2 separate regions of the Homo sapiens genome follow, and region 2 is linked to region 1. Evidence: chromatin loops called from intact Hi-C (ENCODE). Cell type or tissue: PC-3. All regions are shown on one strand. Links, peaks and the distances in the headings refer to the core of each region. The heading gives the core; the rest is flanking DNA.

What was found. Peaks named below come from ENCODE experiments on the same cell type or tissue, not always from the same donor. Only the 100,000 strongest peaks of a DNase experiment are listed, where the experiment ranks them.
Region 2: it touches region 1 in a loop (5-fold over the local background); 4 of 110 quality-filtered maps call a loop at or near these places.

What each region holds. Positions count from the first base shown.
Region 1 is chr17:79,919,765-79,928,089 of GRCh38, forward strand. It overlaps LINC01979 (long intergenic non-protein coding RNA 1979), which reads right to left and starts at 6,961. Exons shown (of 6, transcript NR_110850.1): 1 at 5,937-6,961; 2 at 5,250-5,307; 3 at 2,186-2,338; 4 at 1,640-1,862; 5 at 1-72. It overlaps LINC01978 (long intergenic non-protein coding RNA 1978), which reads left to right. Exons shown (of 2, transcript NR_110851.1): 2 at 2,927-4,246. In PC-3, for the core only: CTCF peaks have their summits at 4,810 (motif pointing left) and 5,651 (motif pointing left); a DNase peak (open chromatin) is centred at 5,657; H3K27ac peaks cover 429 bases.
Region 2 is chr17:79,871,195-79,879,519 of GRCh38, forward strand. No RefSeq gene overlaps it. Among named protein-coding and RNA genes, the nearest start is that of CBX4, 36 kb to the left of the region's middle. In PC-3, for the core only: a CTCF peak has its summit at 3,333; a DNase peak (open chromatin) is centred at 3,377.

The DNA.
Region 1 (8,325 bases), core at 286-8,285:
GGTGGGGTGGGGTGGGGAGGGTCACCGAGGCAGGGAGGAGCCTGGGGGTTGTCCTGTCGTCCTCCTGGGCCCCTAGAGTAGAAAGGGCACGTGAGGACCATCGAGGGTCCGAGGGGCATGGACAGGTGTGAGGGGACTCACGGGGGTGGGTGAGGTGGGGGAAGGAGCTTCCCAGAGCAGCACGGGGGCCCAAGCCCACCCTCCTCGCCACCCCTGCCCCACGAGGCCGTCTGGGTTGGGGATGCCCCAGGGGGGCCTTTGCGCAAACGTCTCCACTGGCAACAGCCGGTCGCTTGGCAACCCGCACGCCCCAGGCCCCTGCGCCCCGGGGAGCCCCGAGTGGGGCGGGGGTGCCCCGCGGCTCAGCGAAGCCCCTCCTGCAGCGGGCAGGGGAGGGGTGCAGGCAGCAAATGGAAAGCGCTCACCCACCCCAGAGCCAGCCGGGAAGTCCTTGCTGGAGCTGCTCTCCGGCACTGGGGCACCTGGGCAGCCATGTGCTGCCACCCAGGAAGGCAGGAGACCCAGGCTGCTCCCCAGGATCCTGGCAAGCCCCTTCCCTTCTGGGACAATAGAGGCAGCAAGGCCTTCTCCGGGGGCTGGGTGAGGAGAGAGGGCCTGCAGGTGTGAGGCATCTGTTGAGGCACAAACCAGAGGCTGTGCTCAGCTCAGCAAAACACAGTGCCTGTGGGTGGTGGGTGGCAGGGTCATTTCAGGTGGGATCCAGGATGTTCAAAGTGACATCCAACTCTGGGCTGGTCCCTCTGGGGTCGGCTGGGGGCTAAGGGCAGCAGCTGGACATGCCTCTTCCTGGACCCTGGGAGCTGGTCGCCTACAGAGCCCAAGCTAGGAGCTGCTGGCAGTCATTGTGACTAGGGGTCCCCCCATGCAGTGCCTGCATTTTAGGGAGACATTAGCCACCCTTGACGCCAGCCTGATTTGGGGTTTAGTCACCACTCAGGGCCATGCATTCCAACCAAAAAGTTACAGGCGTCCCCATCTTAACTAGCACCAAACCCAGCAGTGGGGCCGATGAACTTGGCCAAGCAGCCTGTGCCAGGATCCTGGTAGAAAGTGGGTTTGGGCAGCTGCAGGTGTGAAACATGGCTTAGCTTCTCTCCTGGGACTGGGGCAGGCTCCAGTTCAGCAGCCCACCTGAGGCACCTGCAAACACAGGTGAGCTTTTACACACGCCCAGCCCCCAGAGAAGGCCGGGGAGGCCTTGCCACCTCTGTTTTCTCAGAAGGGAAGGGGCTTGCCAGCATCCTGGGGAGGCGTCTGGGTCTCCTGCCTTCCTGGGTGGCAGCATGTGGCCGCCCAGGTACCCCAGCGCCGGAGAGCAGCTCCAGCAAGGACTTCCCGGCTGGCTCTGGGGCAGGCGAGCATTTCCCCTTTGCCTTTACACACCTGGGCTTCTGCGGTTTCCCAAGGGCTCTGGTGAGGAAACGGGCTTAGGTGCTGAGAGGGGGGCGCATAGGAGTGGGGGCATTTGGCCAGGGTGGCTGAGTCCCAGCGCCACCGTTCCGCACCCGGAAACCTTGGCTGTGATGCTTCTCTGTGGCTTCTAACCTGGAACCCGGGGGACATCCCCTTGCCCCAGTGCCTTCTCAATGCCAACGGTGACCCAGCCTGAGCTCCCCACCTGCCAAGGTCCGAGTTGAGCTCTCAGAACCCTTGGCCTTTCCGCAGGGCCTCCGAGGGCGTCTGGTGGATCCTGTGCGTGCTCTGCGGCACCCCCTCTAGGCTTTCCCCACTCACTGGAGGCCCCAGCCTGGCTTCAGAGGGACTCAGTGGGGCTTGACCACGTCCCAGCTGCGTGACCTTGAGCAGGTTCCTTGACCTCTCTGGGCCTCGGCTTTCTCACTCTGTAAAATGGGCACAAACAAGGCTTTGTGAGGATGAGTGTGGCTGTCGTGCCTGTGAGTGCTTATGTGATTCTCACTCCTGCCCCAGGTCCCCTCCAGCTCCTCCCTTTTGCGGTCCCGAGGTCTAGCCTAAGTCCCCCTTGCTTCTCTTGCAGGGTGTTTATTTCTCTCGGCTTCTTCCTCTCCCTACGCTCTCACTTTGTTTTATTTCATCTCCGTCCCTCTGCCCTCCCCTTTTCGCTATCGGTTTCAATTCTCCGCTGAAACCTCTGAGGAGGCCCTGCCCGCCCCACTGTCCCGCCGGCCCTCCCCGCAGCACCCACCCTGCCCGGCTTCTCCGGGGCTTGCCCTCCTGTAGCCCAGGAGTTGGGGCTGGGGGCGGCTGTGCTGACATCACTGGCGTTTATGCACTGCTCCTTGCCCAACGCAAATCTCATCCTCGTTCTCTCTGAATCAATTCACTTTTATTGCCTCAGCTGCTCAAAAGCAATTTTTCAAGAACAAAAAGGTCAGCACGTCCAAGACTAATCAATTCTCGGAGAGCTCCTGCCGCTGCCAGGGGAGCCGGGCTCCAGCAGCCCCCCGCCCTTCCCGCCAGCCCCTCCCACCAGCCCCATCACTTTTATTGCTTCATGATGCCTGTCATTAGTGGTGTGTTTGAGACGCCCCACGGTGTTCTTACAACATAAAACCTGGGTGACTTGCAGCGGGGGTGGGGTCGGGCGCATTTATGGGCCCTCGCCGGCTCCGGACAGTAAGAGCTGAGCTGATGGATCGCCTGCCAGGGGAGCCAGCACAGGAGGCCTTCAGCCACTTGCTTACAAGCAGAGCCGGGGCTGCCTGCCTGCTCCCAGGCCCACCCCTCTCTTCCCCTCAACTCCCCATCACTGTGGCCTTGGCATCGGCCAGCCGTTATGCCTTCCAGGAATTTGCCCTCAAGGCCTCACTGGTCCCCACCACAGCCCTACCCCTCCCTGGGCGTCGCCCGCCCCCCCCCACTCTGCCCGCCACGATGCCAGGCTCAGTCCCTCCAGCACTGTGAGGTCTACATTGCCATTCCACAGATGGGGAAACTGAAGCCCAATGTCACGGAGGTAGGAAGGGGCAGACGTAGACTTGGAAGGATTCTGTGGCCTGTTCGAGGTTCCGTGCATGAGCCGTGCTCCGTGGAGAGCCAGGTCTACCGTTCCAGCCTTTGCTCTCCCAGGCCCCTGGCTGTCCATGTCCCACACCACCCTGACACCTGATACTTGACACCCGTGTCACCAACAGCTACAGTGCACCACGGCCTTGGAACACCGCACTCAGTGCTCTGCCTGGATGAGCCCTGTACCCCCATGACGACCCCACTGTGGACATTCTTATGTCCATTTTACAGATGACGAAACTGAGACGGGCGGATGCAGTGTTGTGCACAAGCCACACAGCTGGAAACGTGGGCTGGGGACTGGAACCCAATTACCCGCTTTGGCTCTATAATCCTCTTTTTATTTTTATTTAATTTTTTTATGAGATGGAGTGTAGCTCTGTCGCACAGGCTGGAGTGCAGTGACACGATCTCAGCTCACTGTAACCTCTGCCTCTCGGGTTCAACCCATTCTTGTGTCTCAGCCTCCCAAGAAGCTGGGATTACAGTTGTGTGTCACCACGCCTGGCTAATTTTTTGTATTTTTAGTAGAGATGGGGTTTCCCCATGTTGGTCAGGCTGGTCTCGGACTCCTGACCTCAGGTGATCTGCCCACCTCTACCTCCCAAAGTGCTGGGATTACAGGCATGAGCCACCGTGCCCGGCCCTTTAATCCTCTTTTTAAAACACCTTAGGATATGATATATCCAGAATAGGCAAATCCATAGACACAGAATGCAGATCCGTGTGCCAGTGGCTAGGGGGTGAAGAGGAACTGCTGAATGAGCGGGCGTTTCCTCCTGGGGTGACCAGCATGTTCTGCGACTGCAGATGATGGCTGTGCCACCTTGTGAGGGTACTAAATGCCGCCGAATGGTACACCTTAAACTGGTTGATTTTATGTTATATGAACTTCCCTTCCATACATTATTTGAGGCTGGGCACGGTGGCTCACACCTGTTATCCCAACACTTTTGGAGGCCGAGATGGGTGGATCATCTGAGGTCAGGAGTTTGAGACCAGCCTGACCAAAATGGTGAAACCCCGTCTCTACTAAAAATACAAAAAAATTAGCTGGGTGTGGTGGCGCATGCCTGTAATCCCAGCTACTCAGGAGGCTGAGGCAGGATAATCGCTTGAATCCGGGAGGCAGAGATTGCAGTGGGCCTAGATCGTGCCATTGTACTCCTGCCTAGGTGACAGAGCAAGACTCCGCCTCAAAAATAAAAAATAAAAAATAAATTATTTGGAAAAAAAACCAGCTTAGGTTTTTCTGCCACCTGTTTGGCAAGAGTCTGGGTGTCCCCACAGGCCGTCTTCAGCTGTTCTCCTAATGCGGTCTGTGTGCTAGCAGGAGAGACGTCGAGACATCCTCTGCCCAGCAGGAGCGTCCGTCACCTCTCCCAGGAAACATTCCTGGCTGTCCCCACCAGCTCCAAAGTCTCCACCTCTCAAACACCATGTCTTCTTTGGTGTCTGGGACACAGGCTGTTCTTGGCCAGGCCACAGCCTCATCATGCATGGCTCTGCCCGGTGGCTCACGGGCTCTGTCCACAACACCGGGGGACAGGTGCTCTTATCTCTCCCAGGAGTCAGGATGAGACGTGCATGCATGTATTGCCAGCTTCTCTTGGGATCCTGGGTGCTTCCTCAGCCCTTGGCCGTCCCTTGGCCTGGGCTCCCCACCTCTCTGGCACCCAAGACTGGTGGAAAAGGAAAGCCCTCTCGTTCTGAGTTGAGATCTCAGAACCCTTGGCCTTTCTGCAGGGCCTCCAAAGGCGTCTGGTGGACCCTGCACCTGCTCTGCAGCGCCCCCTCCAGGCCTTCTTGCACGGGACAGTGACAGGGAGTTCTGTCTCAGAGCGAGTCCAGCAGGGCCTCCACAGAGTGCAAGGTTGCCTGCCCTGCCTGTGGAAGAGCAAGCCTTGTCCCCTGTTTCCCAGACCCCCTACTCAGTGGCCTCTGAATGTCCCCAATGTGGGCCCCTCCCTGGCTGCCCCTCTTGCTCTCCAAGTCCGAGCCCACCCAGAGCCCAAGCCCTCGGAGGCCCCTGCCACCTGGAAAGATGACACTGGGGCAGGGTTCTCTTCTGATGTCTGTGTTTTGTCTTGTGGGCCTTGGGGTGCCCCTGCCCCTGATAAGAAGGGGTTTCAGAGCAGAAATAAAGCCTCAGACAGGTGAGCCTCTGTGGCACATGGCCCCTCGAGCCAGCCATGCATCTGGGTTCAGCCCCTGCCAGGACACTTGACCAGGCCCCTTACCTTCTCCGAGCTGGGATCATGCTGGGAAGACTGAATGGGACGCAGCCGGTGAAAACGCCTGGAAGAGAGTAAACGCCATTTTCTCTAAGCATATTTATTTCTTTAACAACAGTGACGACCATTTGTGAGCCATCTCTCTGTCTCAGGCACGGTGCTACATGCCAACGAAACCTGCTCCCATTGAACCCTGGCCAGCCAGTGAAGAAAGGGTTGGGCCTGGGAGGTGCCACTTTACAGACAGGGGCACCAAGGGGCAGGGTGGCAGGAGGCCCACCGGACGTTCCCCATGAAGTAGCAGTACCAGCATCCACACCCAGCAGGCACCACGCTGGCCCGCAGCCTCCCTGCCAGCACGCCTGGCTTCCCGGCCTCGGAACTTGATCTGCTCCCTCTTCCGGACACTGGGGCTCCTGCCAAGTCCTGGGCTGGGCAGCAACTGCTGAACATTCTAAGAAATCCCTCCCAGGGTTTTCTCAGGAGCCCGGGTGGGGCAGGAAGTCCCCAGGGGCTGAGGGGACCGTGGCGGCAGGTGGCACCCAGAGCAGCACTCTCCTGGGGCCCAGGCTGTTGGGCCAGAGGCAGGACTGTGAGGCCTAGTGTAGGGCCTCCTGCCAGTGGCCGGCACCTACTTGTGGGGCTGGGGGTTCCCCCAGCAGGTTGGGCTCCCCACCTGACACACTCACAGACCTTGTGCCTTGGAGAGCCAGTGTTCCCGGGGCCACATAGCTATGCCGCCCAGGGGCTGGGCCTGTCCCAGCTCTGGTCCCCCGGCCCCAGGTCCTGGACGCTGGCTCCGCGCAGCAGCAGGCGGCCTCCGGAGGACACGATGTGACTGGCTGCCGCTACGTCGCACTCAGATGAGTCTGCGCCGGATCGACCTGCTGCCGAGTCCTGCCGGACAGGCACAGGCAGGGAGTGAAAATTATCTACCCCTTTTTATTTCTTAATAACTGAATGAAAATAAACATTGGTGGTTTGACAAATAACTACATATTTTCAAACCCAGCCAGTCCAGGGGATGCAGTTTCCAGGTGCGTTATGCAACAGGACGCCGCCGAGATGCTCTGAGATGTCCCTTGGCTGTCTCACGGGTTGTCTCTGGGTTCCCTCCCACCCCCACTCTCCTTTGCCACCCTCTCCCCAGCCCCCACTACCCTTTCACGCTTCTAAATTCAAGGGCCACACTGTCCCCTGAACAGACCAATCACAATGAGATCCATTATAGTTCCAAAGATACCACGAAAAAAAAAAAAAAACGTGGGGGGTGTCCAGGAATGCAGCCGCACCCCAGAGAGCAGTACAATCAGCTATTGTTGTGCTAGAAGTTTCTCTGTGATAAGAAGGGAATCTAGCAATGCCGCCTTCTGAACTGATTGCAAAACAGAATAGAAAGTTCAAGGCCCCGAGATAGCTAAGCTAGCAGCCCCTCCAGAGCAGCCCCAGGCCACACAGCTGGGCTTTGGGGCTGGCCAGCCCCTGTCCTTGCATGCATCTGCACAGGGCTCCTTGCAAGGGGGCCCGGCTCCATATCCCCCACCTCGCCCCCTCCCCATCTGGGCCTGGGGCGGCTGAGCTGGCTTCCTGCACTGAGGGGACCCTCCGGCCTCCTTCCTGAAGCAGCTGCCCTTCCCCGAGGGACTCCCGGGTGAGGGCCTCCCACATTGTCTGCTTTAGTGATGCTGGTTCTCCCACAGACGCTGCCTGTCCACCCCGCACAGATGGCATGACTGTCCTCCCCTTGCCCGGGCAGGGATACGGCGGCACAGAGATGGGGGCCGATGGCTAGGACCTGAACTCCAAGCTGTGGGCCCCAGGTTTTTCATCTGCTTAGGCCACTCCCCACTGCCCAGACGTCCCCTGGGGTGTCCGGTTTGCTGGAAGGGCCACCACTGGCCTTGAGCTCCCAGTGTCATTTCCGGGCGCTGACGCGTGAGGGTCTCCAACAGGCGGGCCCACGGGAAGTGCTTTCTGTGCTTGGCCCTTCATGCTTTGCCTCTGGTTCCTGAAATGGGCACTGGAGGTGGGCACAGTTACTGTCCACATTTCACAGGTGAGCAAAGTGAGGCTTAGAGAAGCTAAGTGACTTGTCCAAGGTCACACAGCAAAAGAGGGGCCTCGAACAGAACTAAAGGGCCCATGGTGCACAGGCAGAGGTTGCCATAGAGCGACCAGGGCCTTCTCAAATCCGGCTGTGAGCAGAAACTTCTCCCGCCCCCCCGGGCCCACCATGGTGACCTGTGGAGTGCCTCCATGCGCCGAGATCGCTTATCAGCCCATCAGCACTGGTCACGGCCACTTTTATGGTCTGTGTTCTCTCGTGTGTCTGTATTCGTGCGACGTTCCTTCATTCAGGCAATATTTGCTGAGCATCCAGGAGGCCCCCGTTTATTCATTTATCATCCAGCAAACACCGCGAGGCGGCTGCCAGCTGGGGCCGGGCTCGGTGCGGGCTCCCGGGTGGGGGCGGGCATCACGGGGCACTGCGTGGCGGATGTGGGGAGGGTCGTGATGGGGAGGGACGTGCTAGGTGTGCACAGAGATGCTGGGGTGCAGGAGCGGGTGTCTCTCTGAGCACATGGCCCGGAAACTGAGGGCTGTGGGTGCACTAATGTGGGGGAGAGACCAACTTCCTTTCACTGGAGCCCTCAAAGTTTCTGGCAGGGATAACCAGGATCCTAGCGTCTGACACTAAGTTCAGGGAGGTCACAGGACGTGCTGGAACCAGGAGTTCAGGGTTCAAGCCCAGGCCTTTCTCCTCATATTGAACGGGCCTCTCCTGGTACCATGGGGTGCCCTTGATCCAAAGCCCCCAGTGAGGAACATCTCACGGTATGTGGGGATGGGCCTTTGCCATAGCAGCCCATGCAAGGCCTTGGGGCCAGAGCCAGCCCCGCAGGGACCCTCCTTGCACTATTCTTCACATACACCATTGAGGACAAGAGGAAGGGACACCCCTGGCCTGGCCATGTGGTGACAGCTCCCTGTGCATTGACCCCCAGGGGTGCTGCGATCTAGGAGTGGCCATGAGACGAGGGGGAGGGAGACACTTTCCCGATGGTGTGGCGGGCAGGTCTGG
Region 2 (8,325 bases), core at 140-8,139, 49 kb before region 1:
TCTTCGGGAAGGGGCTTGGTGGGTAGCTCACTCCTGAAGGAGTCAGGCTTCCCGCAAGCTGGTGAGCTGGGCCGCCGCAGCCTCCGCCCCTCGGGCCTGGTGCAGGCCTTGCCTCGGTTCCATTCTCTGCTGTTGCTGTCCTGACGCCCTCCGCACATTTTGAACAAGGGGCCCCACACTCTCATTTTGCACTAGGCTCCGCAGATTCTGCCTGCTGGGCCAGCCCGGGGGAGGCACCTGTTTCACATACTTGCAGAAGCCGTGTGCACTGTGCAGGTGCCTCATCTCGCAGAGGGAGGGGCTGAGTCAGGGGGCTCCTTCCTCCAAGCTCACCAGTCCCACCACCAGCTGGAGTGGGGCCTAACGTGTACCCAGGGAAGGCCGCCCACTGGAAGGAAAGAGGGGTTGGGGCATGGACAGTCCCCACACCAACCGAGCCTGAAGCCATTGGGGAGGAGGCAGAGAGAGCCCAGGGGGACCAGGAGCCCGGAGGAGGAGTGGGGTTCAAGGCGGAACCCCACCGGCCTCGGTGATCCCCGCTTTTCACCTTGTGAGCCCCTTTCACACCCTGGCCTTCCTTTACTGCATTTTCTCCCATTTCACAGGGGGGAGAAACAGACGCTCGGAGGGTTACGGTTGGGAACCCCCCAAAATGGGTATGTGGCTGGCTGGCTTAACACCTGGTGTCTGGTTCGAATAGAAACACCAGGATGCTGCTTGCAGGGAGCCGTTCTTGAACAGGCCTGGGTGGAATCTCAGATTCATATTTCTAAAACCTCCTCAGATTTGGGGACTTCTATGTGAAGTCTTTGCCGAAGTCCACACCCTGGAAGATGCAGGGAGGATGAAAACGTGCCCATCTGCCTCTGGCTTTTGATTCCAGCCCCACCACAGCACAGCTGCCTTCGAAAACACAGGGCAGGAGCTTTCTGCAGCAGTGGCTGGTGGGACAGACAGATGGACGGACACACACACACAGGCAGCAGAACTGGAGGTGAGGGCAGTCAGGAGGCAGTTATGGTTTGGTTCGGTTTCTTTCTTTTCTTTTTTTAAACACCAGCTTGAAAGCTTGAACTAGATTTTATTTATTTATTTATTTGAGACAATCTTGCTGTGTCACTCAGGCTGTAGTGCAGTGGCATGATCACGGCTCACTGCAGGCTTGACCTCCCAGGCTCAAGCGATTCTCCCACCTCAGCCTCCCGAGTAGCTGGGACCACAGGCATATGCCACCATACCCAGCTAATCCCTCCCCTCCCCTCTCCTCCCTTCCCCTCCCCTCCTGTCCCCTCCCCTCTCGTCTCTTTGTCTCCCTCCCCTCCCCTGCTTTCCCCTCCCCTCCCTCCCCTCCCCTGCTTTCCCCTCCTTTCCCATCCCCTTCCCTCTCCTCTCTTCTCTCTTTTCGAGACTGGGTCTCACTTTGTTGCTTCGGCTGGTGTCAAACTCTTGGGCTCAAGCAATCTGCTCACCTTGGCCTCCCAAAGTGCTGAGTAGGTTTTGTTTATTTTTTAAATTAACATTTTAATGTTGAGATAATTGTTTATTTACATGTTGTTGTTGTAAGAAATAATACAGAAGGATCTATGTCCCCTACCCAGAGTCCCACCCATGGTGGTGTCTTGTAAGACTAGAGTACAATGTTACAACCAAGACGTGGATATTGATCCGGTGAACCCATCTTACTGACGTTTCCCTTCTGCTTGTACCCATTTGTGTGTATTTCCTTTCTGTGACCTGTGTAGCTTCCTGTATCCACCACCGCAGTCACAACGCTGAACGCTGCGGCACCCCAAGGACGCCCTGGATCACTCTTTTGCAACTGGACCGACCTCCTTCCTCTTCCTAATCTGCCTCCAAGTCTCCAAGTCTGTTATTTCAAGAATCTTATGTGAACGGAATCATACACCTTGTAACCTTCTGGGAGTGGCTTTTTCCCTCAAAATCATTCCCTGGAGATTCCTGCAAGGTCTTGTGTGGCCCAGTCCGGGGTTCCTTTTCCCGATCCGTGACGTGGAGGCACGACAGCATGTTTAGCATTCGCCCACTGAAGGTCAACCAGGTGTTTCTGGTTTTTGGCTATTATGCATAAGCTGCTATGAACACTTGTATGCAGCTTCTTTTATTTTTTATTTTTATTTTTTAGAGACAGGGTCTTGCTCTGTCGCCCAGGCTGGAGTGTAGTGGCACAATCACAGCTCACTGTAGCCTCAAACTCCCAGGCTCAAGTGATCCTCCCCACTCAGCCTTCTGAGTAGCTGGGACTACAAGTGTGCACCACCACGCCCTGCTAATTTTTAAAGTTTTTTTATAGAGACAGGGTCTTGCTATGTTGCCTGGGCTGATCGCAAACTCCTGACTGAGTAATCCTCCCGCCTCGGCCTCCCAGGGTGTTGGGACTATAGGCGTAATCTACCACGCCCAGCCTTGTGTATAGGTTTTGATGTGAACAAAAGCTTCCATTTCTCTGGGATAAATGGCCAAGAGCACAGTTGCTGGGTCTTATGGCAATTGTGTGTTTAGTTTTATAAGAAACTGCCAAATTGTTTTCCAGAGGGGCTGCACCATGTGACAGGACCAGTAGCAGTTTCTTTTTCTTGTTTTTTTCTTTTTTTTTTTTTTCGAGACGGAGTTTTGCTCTGTCGCCGAGGCTGGAGTGCAATGGCACGATCTTGGCTCACTGCAACTTGTACCTCCTCAGTTCAAGCAACACTCCTGCCTCAGCCTCCCGAGTAGCTGGGATTATAGACACCCGCCATCATGCCCAGCTAATTTTTGTAGAGATAGGGTTTCACCATGTTGGCCAGGCTGGTTCCGAACTCCTGACCTCAGGTGATCCACCCGCCTTGGCCTCCCAGAGTGCTGGGATTACAGGCGTGAGCCACCACGCCTGGCCCCCGGTAGCATTTTCTGAGTGATCCTATTTCTGTGCATCCCCACCAGCATTTGGCGTTGCCACTATTTTTAATTTCTGATAGGTGTTGATGGTATCTCACTGTGGTTCTAATTTGCATTCCCCCCATGGCTCATGGTGTTGGACAGCTTTTCATGTGCTCACTTGCCATCTGTATATTCTCTTTGGTGAAATGTCACCATTGAATTTGAAGCGAGTTTCTTGTAAACAGTGTATGGTTAGGTTGTTTTTCAAAAAATAGACTGCCAATCTCTTGCTTTTTACTTGGTGTATTTCATTTACCTTTAAAGAAAATTATCAATATGTTAGGACTTAGGTCTGCCATTTAAGGATTTGTTTTCTCTGTGTATGTTTTCTTGCTTTTCTGTGGATTCCTTGAACATTAGGATTGAGGTTCATCTTGGTTGATTTATAGTCATCTAGAGGGCGTTTCTTTGTATCACTTCCCTAGTGGTCGCTCTGGTTATTACAAGGTACACGGGTAGCATTTTACCACCTGCAGTGAATGTGGAAGCCTTACTTCCATGTAGGTTCTTTAACCTGTCCCCCTTTTATTTTCATTTTATGTTATTTTTGAGACAGGGTCTCACTTTGTTGCCCAGGCTGGAGTGCAGTGGCACAATCACGGCTCACCGCAGCCTCAACCTCCTGTTCTTAAGTGATCTTCCTGCCTCAGCTGCCTGAGTAACCAGGACTACAGGCACATGTCACCACACCTGGCCTATTGATTGATTGATTGATTGTAGAGATGGGGTCTCACTATGTTGCCTGGGCTGGTCTTTAACACCTGGGCTCAAAGGATTCTCATGCTTCAGCCTCCCAAAGTGCTGGGATTACAGGCGTGGGCCACTGCACCCCCCACCACACCTTTTTAAATATCATTGTCTTGAATATCAGACAGTGTTAGAATTTTTGCTTCAATCATTAAATTTGATTTATAAAGCTCATGAGAAGGATCATCTATTGCAGATTCCCATACACTTGTTCTTTCCATTATTTTTTCCTTCTTAATGCTCCAAGATTCCATTTTATTTTATTTTATTTTATTTATTATTATTTGAAATAGAGTCTCTCTCCGTCGCCCAGGCTGGAGTGCAGTGGCGTGATCTCGGCTCGCTGCAGCCTCCGCCTCCCGGGTTCCAGCACTTCTCCTGACTCAGCCTCCCGAGTAGCTGGCATTACAGGCATGTGCCACCATGCCCGGCTAATTTTTGTATTTTTAGTAGAGACAGGGTTTCACCATGTTGGCCAGGCTGGTCTTGAACTCCTGACCTCAGGTGATCCAGCCACCTCAGCATCCCAAAGTGCTAGGATTACAGGCATGAGCCACCACGCCCAGCCCATTTTATTTTAAAAATCATTTTCTTTCTTTGTGAAAAAACTTCCTTTAGCTGTTCTTTAAGGGCAGGTCTGCTAGCAACAAATTCGTTCAGAAAAAAAATAGATTTTCTATTTTTTCATTTGTTTCAAGAGAACTTGTAATTGCCACTGAAATATTTTTAAGCCGCTTTAAAATCTCAGAATGTCTTTATTTCCCCTTCATTCCTGAAGGATGGTTTTGCCAGACATGATTCGCTGTTGGCAATTCTTTGTTTGCAGCACTTGCAAACACTCACCTTCACCTGGTCTCCGTGGTTTCTGATGAGGAATCTATGGTTTGAGTGGGTGTTCCCCTACAGGGAATGTATCATTTTGTTCTGGCAGCTTTCAACATATTTTTTTTCTTTAGTTTTCAGAAGTTTAATTATCAGGTGTCTCAGCATGGATTTCTTTGGGTAACTATCTGGGACTTGCTCAGCTTCTTGAATGTGTAGATTTGTCATTTGGCAAATTTCAGAAGTTTTAAGCCACTCGTTCTTTTAATACTCTTTCAGCCTCATTTTTTTTTTTTTTTTTTTTTTTTTTTTGAGTCAGATTCTCGCTCTGTCGCCCATGCTGGAGTGCAGTGGCGCCATCTCAGCTCACTGCAAGCTCTGCCTCCTGGTTTCAAGTGATTCTGCTGCCTTAGCGTCCGAGTAGCTGGGATTACAGGCACATGCCACCTCGCCTGGCTAATTTTTGTATTTTTAGTAGAGACGGGGTTTCATCATGTTGGCCAGGCTGGTTTAGAACTCCTGACCTCAGGTGATCCACCCGCCTCAGCCTCCCAAAGTGCTGGGATTACAGGCGTGAGCCACCACACCAGGCCTCAGCCTCTTTCTTTTTCTCCCCTATTTCTGGGTAACTCCAATAATATGTATGTTGGATCTTTTGTTCTATCGTTCCACAGATGCCTGAGGTACTGTTCTTTTTCTCCCCACACCAGTATACTTTCTGTTGTTCAGTTTGGGTAAATTCTATCCATCTGTTCTGAAGTTCGCTAATTCTGTCCTCTATGATCCCATTCTACCATGGAGACTGTTCATTTCTGTTATTGTATTTTTCAGTGCTGTAATTTATATCCTGTTCTTGCTGATAACTATTTGCTGAGATTTTCTATTTTTTCATGTTTCAAGATAACTTAGAATTGCTTGCTAAAGCATTTTTATGCTGCTCTGAAGTCCTGGCCAGATTTTTCCTACATCTGATTTATCCCGGTGTTGGCATTGGTTGGTTGTCTTTTCTCATTCAACCTGTGGCCTTTTCAGGCCTTGGTATGATGGGCGAGTTTTTTTTTTTATTGTGTCCTGGACATTTAAGCTGTTACATTAGGAGGCTCTGGGCTCTCGTCAAATCTTTTGGCCAGCGCGGTGGCTCACACTTGTAATCTGAGCACTTTGGGAGGCTGAGGCAGAAGGATTGCTTGAGCCCAGGAGTTCAAGACTAGTCTGAGCAACATAGTGAGACTCCCGTCTCTACAAAAAATTTAAAAAATTAGCCAGGCGTGGTGGCATATATCTGTAGTCCCAGCTACTCAGGAGGCTGAGCTGGGAGGATCACTTGAGCCTGGGAGGTCGAGGCTGTAGTGAGCTGTGATCGTGCCACTGCACTCCAGCTTGGGCCACAGAGTGAGACCCTGTCTCTAAAATAATAATAATAAATAAAATAAAATAAAATAAATCTTTTATTTTAGTAGGCAGCCACTCTGCTTAGGTTTAGCATGCCGGTCCTGCCCTACTGTTACTGGCTGTGGTTTCCATGACAACCTAATTAGCAGAACCTTTTTGGTGTTAGTTTGGTCGGCGTGGTTAATCTGGTGCCATCGGGGCTGCTACTGGTTCCTGCTGGTTCTTCTTAAGGTGGCAGAAGGAGTGTCTGTGGGTGCTTCTAGGTGGGTGAAGGGAGCCGCAGCCCACAGGGACAAAGAAGACAAAGGTTCCTCCTGCAGGTGACCCCTGCCCCTGGCATCTCTTGGTGGGGGAGGGGAGGTTTCTCTGGCCAAGTCTCAGTAGCGGGGTGATGGGGCCCCTGCTTGTTCCTTTGCTGGTGCCACTAGCTTACCACATGTTGTGGACGGGACTCCTGTTTAATCTGGGGACACAGAGGACCCTATCTGGCTTGTCTGTTTTTGCTGGGCCTGGGTTCCCTTCCTCCACGAGGTGGAGGGCCGTGGCGCTCTGCCTCACTGGGGCTCCTCCAGTCCGGGGGCTCTCACCTGTCGACTGTCTTCCATCCACCTCTGCGTTCTCCTTGGGTTGTCTCTTGTGTTATTTCCAGGGCTTATGGTTGTACTTTGAGAGGGGAGGAGCAGGAAGAAATGAGCCTAGATCATCTTGTCTGGAATGCAGGTTCTGTTTTATTTTTTAAGAGGGGCCATATGGAAGTAAGTTTGGAAGCCAGTGGGAAGGACCTGGTGGAAGGAAGGCTGAAGATGCAGCCAGAGAAGAGAAACTGAGGACATAATGCTCTCCCGGGGCCAGGGCTGGGCTCATTGCTCCATCACCAGCACCTCCTACAGTGCCTATGGGAGCTGCATACGTGGTTCCGGAGTGGAATTGACCCTGAGCTTGCGGGTAGAGGTTCCTCCTGTGAGGGCATAAGAGGGAAGGAGAGTGGGTTTGATGATGGTCCGGGGGGAGGAGGATGGGGAAGGTCTCCTGATGGCTGACACATCCTGATGCTGACAAAGCCATGAAAAGTGAGGGGTGCTGGGCCTGGGGAACTCTGTGAACACAGGGGTTAAATGACAGAGTGAATCCAGGCACAGAATGGTGCCCATACCCACCCCAACGTCATTGCCTGGGAGCTGACATCACCTGCACCTGCCAGGCTGACACCAGCGCTCCCCAGCCCCAGGGCCTCCTGTAATCAAGGCCTTAGGAGTGGAGCCTCAGAAGCAGGAGGAGAAATCAATTCTCTTCCACGCGCCAAAAGCTGCTCATTCAAAACACCCCAAAGACACATCAGGTGGGAGGCACCTGCACTGAGGCTCCTGGAAGCTACTGCAGCAGGACGTGGGAGCAAGGCCCGGCTCCATTTGTCCCCTGCTGGTACAGCCATTTCATGGGTGGGGAGGGTGGAGACCAGGTGTGCTGGCCAGGGATTCCAGGGCGTGGGGTGCAGGGTCCCCTGCGTTTCCTCATATGGATGTCAGAAGTGGAAGAGAACGTCATAGCAGGCCAAGTGGGGTCCAACCCTTTCCAAGGTCTGGATCAGCTGTGCTGTGCACCCACAGCCCTCTGCCTGCCCTCTGCTCCACACCTACCCCTCCAGGCCCTGATTTTCCCGCTGGACTGTGCCCGGGAACATGTCGTTCTCTCTATTGTATGGGTGTGTGTGTGAGAGAAAGATGCACATATTTGGGTATATACATGATGTGTGAGGCATGTATATGTGTGTATCATGTTTAATTTTCTCAATATTCAAAAAGCCCACAAATTTGATAAGAAACAGATAAACAACTCAACAGAAAAATAGGCATAAATATAAACAAGTAATTCATAGAAAAGGAAATTCACATAGTCAATTGCACTTAAAATATATGCAAACCCTAGTAAAATATGACATTATTTAAAGATACAGATACGATGACCAACATTGGTTCTAGTGAGCAAACATGAAGCAATGTTTAGCCTCATCAAAAGGAAAATGCAAATTAAGGCCATGAAGTGATACATTGTTCGCCCTTTAGGTTGCTAAAATTTAATAAAAGCTCTAAGATTCACTGAGGCAAAAAACCTGGGGGAAATAGACATGGACATGCTTGGTGGAAATGTGAATGCAATTACTTCCTGGGAAAGTACTCTGGCAATATCTACTAAAATGAAAATAATACACATAAGCTTTGACCCAGTGATTCCACTCTGGGGAACCTCTTCTTTAGAAACAAAAACAACGGGGTATGAAAATAGATGTAAAAGAATTGCTTTTCCAGCTGGGTGCGGTGGCTCATGCCTGTAATTCCAGCATTTTGGGAGGCTGAGGCAGGTGGATCACCTGAGGTCAGGAGTTCGAGACCAGCTAGGCCAACATGGTGAAACCCTGTTTCTACTAAA